Linked DNA regions of Homo sapiens: regions 1 and 2 are each linked to region 3. The links are chromatin contacts, found by Hi-C or POLR2A ChIA-PET in ENCODE. All regions are on one chromosome and are shown on one strand. Each heading gives the region's core, a stretch centred on a gene start or an enhancer-like site at or near the end of the contact. The rest is flanking DNA. Distances are from core to core; before and after follow the strand shown.

Evidence for each region. Hi-C counts contacts between places; a loop is a spot of excess contacts on that map. ChIA-PET counts read pairs that join two places held with the same protein, here RNA polymerase II (POLR2A). Pooled maps may share reads with other maps.
Region 1: a map of gastrocnemius medialis shows a loop between it and region 3 (2.9-fold over the local background). The contact joins the promoter of PLN here to the enhancer-like site in region 3. A Hi-C loop is called at or near these places in 11 of 168 maps with a recorded cell type or tissue (Right ventricle myocardium inferior, ascending aorta, cardiac septum and 5 more) and 10 of 50 pooled maps. POLR2A ChIA-PET finds 5 or more read pairs at or near these places in 1 of 52 experiments (activated CD8-positive, alpha-beta T cell).
Region 2: a map of heart right ventricle shows a loop between it and region 3 (9-fold over the local background). The contact joins two enhancer-like sites. A Hi-C loop is called at or near these places in 19 of 168 maps with a recorded cell type or tissue (Right ventricle myocardium inferior, Right ventricle myocardium superior, aorta and 6 more) and 14 of 50 pooled maps.

What each region holds. Positions count from the first base shown.
Region 1 is chr6:118,546,204-118,549,925 of GRCh38, reverse strand. PLN (phospholamban) reads right to left here and starts at 1,630. Exons shown (of 2, transcript NM_002667.5): 1 at 1,534-1,630. The region is part of intron 3 of CEP85L (centrosomal protein 85L); the gene reads left to right.
Region 2 is chr6:118,506,500-118,510,680 of GRCh38, reverse strand. The region is part of intron 5 of CEP85L (centrosomal protein 85L); the gene reads left to right. Among named protein-coding and RNA genes, the nearest start is that of PLN, 40 kb to the left of the region's middle. Within about 2 kb of position 1,463, at least 2 of the 41 ENCODE cell types and tissues checked have a DNase peak (open chromatin) inside an H3K27ac peak, as active enhancers do; they include heart right ventricle, where a contact is called at or near this core.
Region 3 is chr6:118,369,926-118,374,089 of GRCh38, reverse strand. No RefSeq gene overlaps it. Among named protein-coding and RNA genes, the nearest start is that of PLN, 180 kb to the left of the region's middle. Within about 2 kb of position 1,514, at least 4 of the 41 ENCODE cell types and tissues checked have a DNase peak (open chromatin) inside an H3K27ac peak, as active enhancers do; they include gastrocnemius medialis and heart right ventricle, where a contact is called at or near this core.

The DNA of each region.
Region 1 (3,722 bases), core at 381-2,880, 180 kb before region 3:
TTTAGCAGTCTCTGTAACTGTAATTTCTGTTAACTGAGACATACTAGTGAGCTAAGGGTAAGTTTAATATAATTTCTGCTCTATCCAGAAGTATGTGTACTTTTTAGAGTAATATGTGATATAGCAAAATTCTGATACAATAAAATAACTCGTGAACACCCAATTTGAAGTGTGAGAATGTAATTTGATAGATATTTGAATAAAAATGCACAAATAACATAAGACACCTACACTGAATGACTTTTATGTACTATCAAAGGAAAAATATGAGTATAGAGATATGGAGACACAATTAGGATACCTCAGTGGTAGACAAAAATTATGTTTTTTTATGTCTTAAGGAAAGCTGCTTACAGAGTTACAAAGTTCTTATTTGTAGTGAGCAATAGAATTAACATTTGTCATAGGAATTGAGAATTTTAGAGATAAATTTTATTTTAACATATATATGAAATATGAAAATCAAAATAAATAAAATATATGTAATTTTCTGTATGCCCTGACAGAGATCTAAGAATGAGGAAACGTTTCATTTACTAAATTGAGGATTGTAACATAAAGAATAGGGTAGAATTCAAACAGAAGTCATAAAATTGATTGTGGCATCTCCATTCCTGGCATTTATTTTATTTTTTCCTTTCTTTCTAAATCCGAGAGAGGAAATGGAGTACCACTGGAGGATAATAACTTGACAAAACTATAGGCATTAATAGGCAGAAATCCATTTAATCAAATTTGTGTGAAAATAAGATAGTTAAGAATATTCGTGTGTCAAAATAACTTTTTAAAGTATCAAATTATTCTCTAACGTCAGATTTTTTGTGTTTGTGAACATTGTTTTAAAATTTCTAAACTTCTTTATGATACAATATTGAATTTAATATCAGTAACTCAATTTATTAATAGCATGGAATTTTTTTAGAAATGTTTGTTAAAAGTTGACTGGACTTTAGAGGGGAAACATCCTCAAGGGCACTTTAAAAGTAGCTTGTATTATATATTCTGAAACTCCATTTCATTATTCACTGTATGAAATTATGATAATATTGGAATAGGCATGCTGATAATGTGCATGTTGTAGTCAAATGACTATTCATATTAGTTCAGATGTAAATAGCTCAGTTCTGCACTGTTTCTCAGCAGAGCAATAAATAACAAAATTAAGTCATTGTTTTTGCATGGAGAAATTAACCACTACTACCAAATATGGTAACATAATTGGAAGATTTTTTAATTGGCAGAAATTCACATTTGAAAAGCAAAATAAAAGTGAAAGATAAATTTAAATGACAAACCAGTAACCAGGATCAAAGATGAATATGACCTTTTTCATTTCAAAGTTGTCTCATTTTTCCTGTCACTAAATGGATAAGCATTTATAAATTTAAGCACTTTGTCATGTCATTTTATTGCCTAAGATTGAACTGATATTCATAAAATTAACTCATTTTAAAAGTTCAGATTATAGAAATTATAGGAATTAAGAATTATAGAAAGTAAGAATTACCAAAGTCAGCGAAATCTGTTTCTTACCTTGGCAGCTGTGATCATCACAGTATAGAGTATTGTGTTGTATGAAGTCTTACGGGTGTTTAGCTGGGGAGTTTTCTGACTCTGTCACCCAGTTTATGGGAACAGTTGCAGTAGGTGGAGGAGAAAAAGTGTTCTAGGGAGGTCTTATGATGTCACATAGGAATTCTGAAGTTTCGATTGGTTAGCCACAGTCTCAGTCTTATCACAACCAAACTTTAGAACTTCTTACTTTAGGTATGGAAAAGTCATTAACACTTTGTGCTTCATCTTTTGTTTTTAATTTAAAACAGTATATGGTAGATAAATGAAAAAAATAAGTAAACTTGAGGTGGTGGAAAGCTTTTGTTAAAGATTCATGCATCTTCAGGCTTAGAGATAATTGAATATTAATGGTGAAGATGTTGAAGAGCTAAAATAGTTACTGCAGGAATTTTAATTATGAGAAAAATAAACACAGGTATAAGCAAAACAACTTTCATTGAATTCTTGCTGCTGTTGCTTTAATACGTGTCTTCATAATGTTAGCTTTTAGTGAAAGTGAAATATTTTTACACAATAAAATTTTATACCTGTTTTCTTATTTTGTTCTTGTTCTTGTGTGTATGGGAGAAGGAGTATGAGAAAATCAGGCTAATTGCTTTTTGTTTTAAAAAATTATTTTTATCTTACAGTTAAAGAACTAATAAATGTATTTAATTCATTTGTGTTTTCTTCAATTAGCAGTTTAACAATATATTTGTGAATAGTAATACTTATATTTAAACTGATACATACAACACCCCCAAAATAGCAATATGCTACTTTAAGTATTTAAGATTTTTTAAAAACAATTGCATTAAATTATTACACAATCTTACCAAATTTTTAATAAACTGATGCAGTATTAAGGGCAACTTTATGGCAAAAAAGAAATAATTACAGATTCCAAATCAGTTACATCTCAGTTAATGAGGCTTTATAGGTTTGATGTGTTGAAATTTAAGTTTTGTAATGTTTTTGAAAGGATGTGCCTCATTTAATCTAGCAGTTGCTTTCCTGAAAATTACTATAAAAATGAGATGCTAGTAAGTGAGATGATATTTTGAACTTCCTAGAACAGTTTATCTTACAGTAGAACTGGGGAAATAATTTTTTTGTAAAGCCGGGCATCATTCTCCTCTTCTCTGTTTATCTAATTTGTTGTCTTAGATGTTAGATTTACTTAAGTCACCACACTCGAAAATATTAATTCTTAAATCTCTTCTTTAATTTTAGAGGAGGTACTTGTAATTTTTAATTTTTTAAATGCTTATGACAGAGTGAACTTAGCCCACTTCACTTTCTTATGGGTAACTAAAATGTGTAGCAGCAGCTGCTTACATGCCCTTAAATGGAAATGATCTTGGCTTCTTCCAAAGAAAGAAAATCCATCTCTAGAGCAAATCATTTGATATTTAAAGAGTCAGCTTAAAACTAACTGAAAAATAATATTTTAGCAAAGATATCCTGTGAACATTGCCAAGGGAAAATTTACAACTTAAAAGTAAAACCCAAGTTAAGGAAATTGCAGAATAATGTTTGATACTTTTCTCAGTGCTACAACCATTTTTCTTTCAATCCTTACATAATGAGGATCTCTCAGTACTATCAGTTACCAATGATGATTGATAATACAAAACCGAGAAGCCTAACGAGGTTTACAGTAATTTGTCAGAGATAACCAGCTGCTAAAGAATAGACAGGATTCAAATCCAGATCTGTCTGTTTATAATTCCTAATCTGTTGGCATGCTGTGGGAAAAAATTATAATTTGAATATAGCTTTCATTAGAGTAGCATATAGTAACTGAGAAATTTTTAAGATGTAAATAGATGCATTCTTGAGCACTGTTAATAGTTTTAGAAAGTCTGCTTTAAGTTTGTCTACCAGTTACACATTCATTTGAAATTTAGGTGATAGATCATTGTTCTGAGAACTTCTCATTCTAAGAAAATAGAATTAGTAATACTTAGTTGGATAAACCAAGAAGCTGCCGTAGACAGAATAAAATATGCCCTAGTTACCACATGTTTATAAGTTTACTTAAAAAGTATACATAGGCATATACACACCTTAGAAGGATACTAACAACTGTGTGTGACACAGTTGGAAAATGGATTCAAAAATTTACTTTTTAGATTGGTACAAGAGTGGGGAGTTTTTGTGTTTAC
Region 2 (4,181 bases), core at 214-2,713, 140 kb before region 3:
TTGTGATTTTTACTGATACTGTCAAATTGCTCTTTAGGAGAGCAGTGTATAAGAACTCTCACCGTCCCACTCCCCAACTCCCAGCCATGCTAACAGAGTGTGTTATTAAACTTGGATTTTTGCCCTTCTAGTAGGTCTATATAAAAGAAAGGGGAGATTTATCTCCTTATGGTCATATGGTTTTAATATGTATTTCTCTTAAGAGTGATGTTATATTTCTTTTTATAAATTTAAGGGCCCATTCACATTTCTTTTCATATCCTTTGATCATTTTTTATGTTAGGTTGTAGGTTTTTGCTTATTGTTTTTTGGAGCCCTGTATATATAAAGGAAATTAGCTTTTTGTCTATAATTTAATTTGAAAATAAATTTTCCAATTTTGTCTCAATATTTTGTTTATATTATTATTTCCTTTTCCTCTATGTAATTTTTTCTACAATGAGGTCTGATTCTAATGAGTATTTTATAAATGAATCTCACCTTTACAAATGAGCCTATTTAACCAAACAGTGACATAACATCCACTGTGTTAAATTCTGATGTCACAAAAGTGAAAAATAGTTCCTGCTTTCATGGATCTCAAAACTTACAGAGGGAGAGACCATATAGGAAAACAAGTTTGTCTATTCCTTCTAAATTTATTTGTATTCACTGTAGGTAAGACAGTGTCTACGCCATATGAATAGAAATGTAAATGAGGTTAATTTTGCCCATAAGGAGAGTATAGTCTAATTGGAACACAGATATAGAGTCTATGAGGCCCGTTAACAAAATTTATATGACTGGAATGGCTACTTTCCTTAATTATTACTCAGTTTTAAAAAGAGCTTCCTTTAAAACTTGTTTGCATGTTTATTTTTATATAAACTTTATATTGGTTTATTTCCCAAAGAAAAAGACTGTTGGCGTACTTATTGGGATCTAAAGTGAGGCCTGATAACTTTGTGGTGGTATATACTTCTATTTGTGGATGTTGTTATTGTTGTTCTCTTCATTACGGCCTTTATTCCTAGATTTTAAGTTAAGTGGAATTGTTTCCTTCATCATATCTTCAAATGTGATATTTATAAATACTAGAGACATTGGTATATTAAAATCAGGAAATATTGATGAGAAAATAACTATCAGATTTTCTTGAGGCCAGAGGCATTTAACATAGAGACTCCAACTTGCCTTTTATACTTTAGTTATGAATACATCATGTTATAATTTGGTCTCATCTTGGACTTCTGTCACATGATAGCAAGGCTTTATAATGAGTACTGAGAATAATGTACAGTTATTTGAAAATGGTATTTCTATACTATGGAAGTAGTGTATCTTGCTTTGGTAACAGCATTTTAGTAGAATTGTTCAATTTCTCTTTAACATTCTGTCATTCGGAATAAAGGCTTTAATTATATAATTATCATATTATCGAAAGCATGTAAAAAATAGGTATCTGAAGGATGAAGCAAATGTTCTTTTGACACAGCATCAGGCCAGTAGAGGGCTCTCCAAGCCAGCGTGCAAGGACAAATAAAAATATTAGTATTTGGAAGGATATGTAAAAGGGGTTGTTAAAAATATTAGTAGGATTTTGAAGTATGTGAGGAATTGAAATATTATTGAGAAATCTGATTTTAAAAGATGAGAGCAATTTGTAAAAGAGAATACAAGGAAAATCTTAATACTAAATGGGTATGATAAATATATAAGATAAACTTCTATCAATGGATAGATACAGAGAGCCAATAAAATGGTGAGGGTTAGAAGAAACAGCAGATAGAGTAATAAAATATTTCTTTAGCGAAGGATTTTTTTAACTTTGGATCTTTGAATGATGTAATTTTTTATGCATAGCATTTTGTATAGGTACATTTTTCTGATCCATAACATATTCATCCTAATTCTATAGACACTAGACAAAGAAAATTATGCTTTTAATAATAATTATTGAAATTAATGTGTATTCTAGAGTAAATAAGTCAGTAAAATAAAAGTAACATTTTTAAATGAATTTATAGATGGAAAACATACTCTTAATAAGTAACTTCTATTTTCTTATTAAAAATTTGACTAACCTTACAATTAAGATGACCTTAGAAGTAGATATCACTCAGTCTCATAGGTAGAGAATGAGAACCATGTCTTTATTCTAAAATCCAAACTTTCTGGATAGTTCTAATGGTAGATTGGTAGAGCCAAGGAATAGTTTGTATTTCCATTTATACCTAAATTTCCATCTGTGGTTAACAGGACTTTGTGGAATAAACCAAATATGAAGGACCCTTTTTCTTTACTTAAATTGGAGAAGAAAGAGGTCTCTTCTTTCTGTATATATGTGTACCTTGGAAAGATCAACCAAATAATAGTTACTATTATTAAGTTTCATTGTTGCATCATTTCTTTTCTTTCCATTTTATTCTTTTTCTTTCCATTTATATCATTTTTTTCTATTTTTTCTTCAATTGGTTTGTTTCCACCACCAAGTCTGTACTAATGAACATTTAATAAAATGAATCCCACCTTTGCAAATGAGCCTCCTCAACAAAACATTAAACATCTAATGTGTTAAATTCTGGGAACACAAAAGCAAAGAATGGTTTCTGCCTTTATGGAACTTAAACCCTACAGAGAGAGTATACCAAAAAATATATTTATCCATTTCCTTAAAAATTGTTTATCTTAACTATGGATAAGGTTCCATTTATGCTGTAGCAATAGAAATGTGAATGAAGCTGGTTTTGCCCTCAAGGAATGTGTAGTCTAATGGAGAACACAGACAAGAGATAGTTGCAGTGTGTTGATTCGCACAGGGTTTATGTATGAAGTGCTGTGGGAACCCCAGCTATGAACATAGAAGCTAATCTTCCAAAAGCCTGGCCAGGCTTCCTGTAGGAAGTGATAATCTAGTTTGAGAACCTGATGAACTAAATGAATTGAGCCAGGTGAAGGGGGTGAAGGAATAGTGTTTTGAGGCATAGTGTATGGCATATGGAGAAGCTTAAAGGAATGATGAGAAATATAATGCATTTGGAAAACTACAAATTATTCTGTGTGGATGAAATGTAATGTGAGAGAAAGGTAGTGGTAGATATGTGGTTGAAGAGGTAAGCAAGGGCCGAGTGATATCAATGACCTGAGGTGTAAAGGTTTGCTTAGGGCTGGCCCAGTTTATGCCTGCTGTGCTTATAAATTTATTAATAGTGCCATCTTTCACCTCCAAAGTATCCTAGTTTGGTTACTCTGATGGCATAATAGAGATTGGATTTAAGGTAGATGTTATTGGAGGCAGGGAAACCAGTCAGGAAGCTGTCTCAATAGTCCAAAAGTTATGTGAACATTTGAATTTTATCTGTAGTGGTCAGAATGAGAAGAAGACTGTTGATTAAACATCTGTATGACCAAGCCATGGTAAAATGGGCCAGATTTAATGACATATTTAATGTGGTGAGAGAATGATTGCCTAATTTCATACAGCAACAATTGATTGGTTTATAGAGATTACTATGTTAAGGATCTGTTTAGAGGAGAAAAATAGTGAGTTAAACTTACACATTGTAAATTTGGGGTTGAGTGAAGAATGAGGGTAATATTTGTGGGTGCAGGTCTGAGCCAGAGATAAGAGATTTAGGTGTTGTCAGTCTAGGTGGGTGGTTATTAAAGCCTTGGGCATGATCAGGTATTCCAAGGGAGGATTTGTGCAATGAGAGGAAAATGGGATCCAGAACTAGAAACAGGAAACAGCAGCATTTTAGAAGGTAGCAGAAGAGCACAACTTGTGAAGGAGCCTGAGGGAGTTGTTCTAGAAAGGAAAGCAAGCAAGTGTTTTTCCATAGAAAGGGAACCGTTGTATAAAAGTCAGAGAAGGCAGATAAAGGTTGAAAAGATGTTACTAAATGTAGAAATTAAAACATCTGACCTCAGATTTTTGTTTTTCTATATGATTAAGTTCACATAGAGTTTCAACTACAGCTTGTCTTGCTACAAAACACATTTCTATGGTGCAAATTTGCTCATACACAATTGGTAAATAGGAGAATGATGTCTGCTTAGTTTTCTAGATTGGTTCATAAGTGCTTTCCCCCACCAACTCCCCAGGCAAGGGGAGTTAGAATATGGTGAATAAAATTAAAATATTTGGCCAGCAAAGCAAAAGGCTTAGGGTTACCTACTACATTAGCAGAAGCTTTTTCCAA
Region 3 (4,164 bases), core at 265-2,764:
TAAGTCCCACCTTCAGCCTGGGAGATTCCATTTGCAATGTGGGTACTCAGTGAAGATCCTGGTCTAATGGACTCTTGACTGTCTCCACTTCAGGAATCACCACCTCCGCTCTCCCATTTCCATCCTCCACACCCATGTGCATATCTCCTCCATCAGAACTCTTTTCCTCTAAGTTCTTAAGTTCCCACATCTCTCTCTCTGCCTGAATTTCCTCTCCTCCCAGCCCTCTCACTCCTTCACTCTCATCTGCTTTGCAGCCTCATCATGATCTTCACGCTGACATTGTGAGCCCAGAGCCCCTGCCTCGGATTTCAGGCACTCATTGTATGTCTTACCCAATGAGTCTTGGTGCAGATTTATCCTTGACTTTCTATCCTACCTGTCTTACCCTCTCCCTCTCTGTAGTCAAATCCATGTCCAAAAGCAAGCCATCTTCCACCTGAGCTGTTTTAATTTTCTCTGGAAAGCCCTCCCCACTCCTAGTTTTTCTTTGTAATTTCACCTTGATCAGCTTCCCCCGATGCCAAACAAACTATTCCATGACAGGGAAATCTTGACTTTCCCTTTCTTCCATGTGATTGTAGACTCTCCCTATTGCTATCGACCCCCCACACCCCAGTCCTTATTGTGCTTGCCTTCTGCTGTTCATCAGTCTGGCCCTTAACTTTCTTCTACTCACTTTCATGGGGCTCTAGAGCTGCCTGCCAGCCCAGAACAGCTTCATTTTGGAGGCCCAGGGGCACATCAGAGGATATTTTCAAATTCTCTTATAATATATTATGTCTTGAAATCAAAATGGGACAAATTGACTTTGGCAATTAAAATTCTCAAACAGATAAATGTTGCTACAAAATATAAAACCTAGAAACAGGAACCATAATTATGATGGTAATAATATTACATACCAGTATATAATAATAGTTATATACTGCTTTCATTATTGAAAGAGGGATTTCTATCTATTATCCTATTTGATTCCTACTCCACAAAGCTCTAAAAAGTAGCACTCTTTCATTTTTGTAGATGGCAAACTGAGTTACGGTGACGCAAAGTGACTTCTGTTGGTTTACATACTATTTAGCTTAGGGAACAAAGCACATTAGAGCACATGATTTCTGAATCTAAACTTTGTGCTCTGTTTTGTACCTTGTTGGCTTTCCAAAAAGTATCTAATTTATTCCAAAGGGGAGGAAAACTCAGTAAAGTTTGAATTAATCTAAGACTTTGTGACCCAGAAAAACCCTGTTCTTGGGGATTACAGTGAAAAGACATCATGATTTTGCACTATCCTTGAACCATTCTAAAGTTCAAGCAAGGGCATGGTTAGTAAAATACCAGCTCTAATTTTAGAAAGGATGAGAGGGGGGACAGGCAGACATGTGAGGTTTAATCAAAAGTGCTATCATTTGGGGATGTTAATAAGCTGTTATCAAGCCCCTTGTGGGTCTGGCACATTTGACCTCATTATCTGGGGAGGCACATGATATTGGATGTCAGCTTCTGGTCACCAGGCAGATGACTCAGAGCCATGGCTGCTGAAAGCCTGTTGGAGACAGAATTGCAGGATTCAATCACAGCCAAGAACTCCTTCCACACACTCTCTAAATAGCATGTGATAACTGCTTTTATCAAACAAGAGCAGCACCTGGTATTCTTCTGACCCATTAAGTTTGGATGCTCAGAGGGTACAATAAACGCCTCATCAAGAAAACATAATATTTATTCTGTTTTCAGACTCTTTGTAAAGGTACCTTTAGATAGCAGAGTCTAGCCTGTTTTCAAGGTGATCCTTGTTACAGAAAAATCCAGGGTGAGGGTAAAAACAATTTAATAACCTGATTGAGTACTCAGGCTTAGGTCTGAACAACAGGATATATAATCATGTCCTTATGTCCAACCAAGGTGACTTCTGGCCAGAGCTATGGGAAGCCACTTAGTGAGAGGATTCCAGATGGCTTCAACCACAAAATCTTCACTAACGTGAGATTTAACCATAATTGTGCAGGAAAACCTCATTCCCACCAAACATGACCACTTTTTTGGAATGTCTTAGACATATACTCCTTTTGGAAATGTGAATCTAGATTCAGAAAGTCCTGGAGTCTTCAGCTCTGAGAAAGCTGAGCAGCCCAGGTCTAAGTCAGAGGATGCTGTGAGAAGACTGCACTGCCCTTTGGTCATCCTGGTGGCTTGTTTTTGCATCAAGAAGATTCTAGGGGGTCATTACCTTCTCTAGTTTCTAAGACTTCTTCTCTGGCCCTTGGGAAACTCTTCCTCTTTTCCAGAATGACTTCAGGGGTTAGGTGTTTTAGGATTGTTAAGGGTTGATAGAGCCCTGGAAGGGCCAGGATGGAATCGAACTCAAGGGGTCTGAGTGGGGCTAAGATGCTTAAGTACCGGTGCCTGTTCCCTTGGCTGTCCGTGCTGGGTTGACATGTGTCTTAGATATTGAGGGACACGGTGCTTGGACTTTTGTTTTGTTTTTTTTTTTTCCAATAGGTTTTTGGAGAACAGGTGGTGTTTGGTTACTTGGATAAGTTCTTCAGTGGTGATTTCTGATATTTTGGTGGACTCGTCACCTGAGCAGTGTACACTGTACCCAATGTGTAGTCTTTTATCCCTCACCCCCCTCTCACCCTTCCCTTTGAGGCCCCAAAGTCCAATATATCATTCTTCTAGTGCTTGGACTTTTGCCATCACTCAACAGAAAGGTGATTATTCCCAAGAATGGTTGAAGTTGTTCAAAGGCCTTACTAAGTTAACTGTAAAAAGATGCTAGAGTATTCCCTAACTAAACATTGGTAATTGAAAATGTCTGTGGGCATTAGGTTTATTTCCTCTTAGCCCTTGATCAGGTAAATCTATTTAATCTTGATGGGAAATAGGTACCCAAAGAGCCCCCAAATGACATTGCCATCAGATATCTGTTTTAAAAAGTGGTCATTAATGGCAGAAAAAAATCTGTCCTCGGAGTAGACCTTTCTTCTGGAAGCTCAAATATATGAATAATACATTAGTTGTTGCTCCATTTTCTCAGAGGGACAGCCTCCTGCACATCTCTGAGATTCTGAAATAGCCACAGGCATGTGCCACTCTTTATCTGCTTTCGAGCATGAGCCAGAATGCTCAACACAAGACAGAACCCAGGCCATTCTACTTGGAATGTTGGCTTCTAGTTTTTTACTCATCAAGGAAGCACATGGTGGGAAAGATTAAAGTGACCAGAGGTGCCCTTCCCTCTGCTCTGGCAAAGTGGACATTCAGGCCCTCTTCTTCCATGTGCCAAGGGGCAGAGGAGCAGGGAGTTGGCCTGGAGAGAGGTGGGGCGTTGGAGCTTTTCTCTGAGTGCTCTCCTTATTGTACTTCACACTAAATATTTATTTATGTATGTATTAATGAATGACTCCTGGATGTTTGACTACCAAATAGTGTTATACTGCAGTTTGAAGAAATTGAAAGTGGATTTTAAAAGATACAACATCTTTGGAAAACTTTCTGTTTATTTTCTTTCTTTTTTTGGTATTTAACTTTTAGATTCAGGGGGTATGTGTACACTTTTGTTACACAGGTAAATTGCATGACACTGGGGTTTAGTGTACAAATAATTTTGTCACCCAAATAGTAAGCATAGTACCCAACAGGTAGTTTTTTGACCCTCACCCTCCTCTCACCTTCCCCCCTCAGGTGGGCCCTGGTGTGCCTATTCTTCCCATCTTTGTGTCCATGGGTACTTAGCCCCCACTTATGAGTGAGAACATGCATGCTTGGTTTTCTGTTCCTGCATTATTTTCCTTAGGATAATGGCCTCCAGCTACATCCATGTTGCTGCAAAGGATATTATTTCATTTTTAATGGCTGTATAGTATTCCATGGTGTATATGTACCAAATTTTCTTTATCTGTTCCACCATTGATGGATATTTAGGTTGATGCAAATAGTGCTGCAGTGAACATATGCCTACATGTGTCCTTATAGTAGAATGATTTATATTCCTTTGGGTATATACCCAGTAACGGGATTTCTGGGTCAAAAGGTAATTCTGTTTTAAGTTCTTTGAGAAATCTCCAAACTGCTTTTCACAGTGACTGAACTAACTTGCATTCCCATCACAGTGTATAAGCATTTCCTTTTCTCTGCAACCTCTTCATCAACATCTGTTCTTTT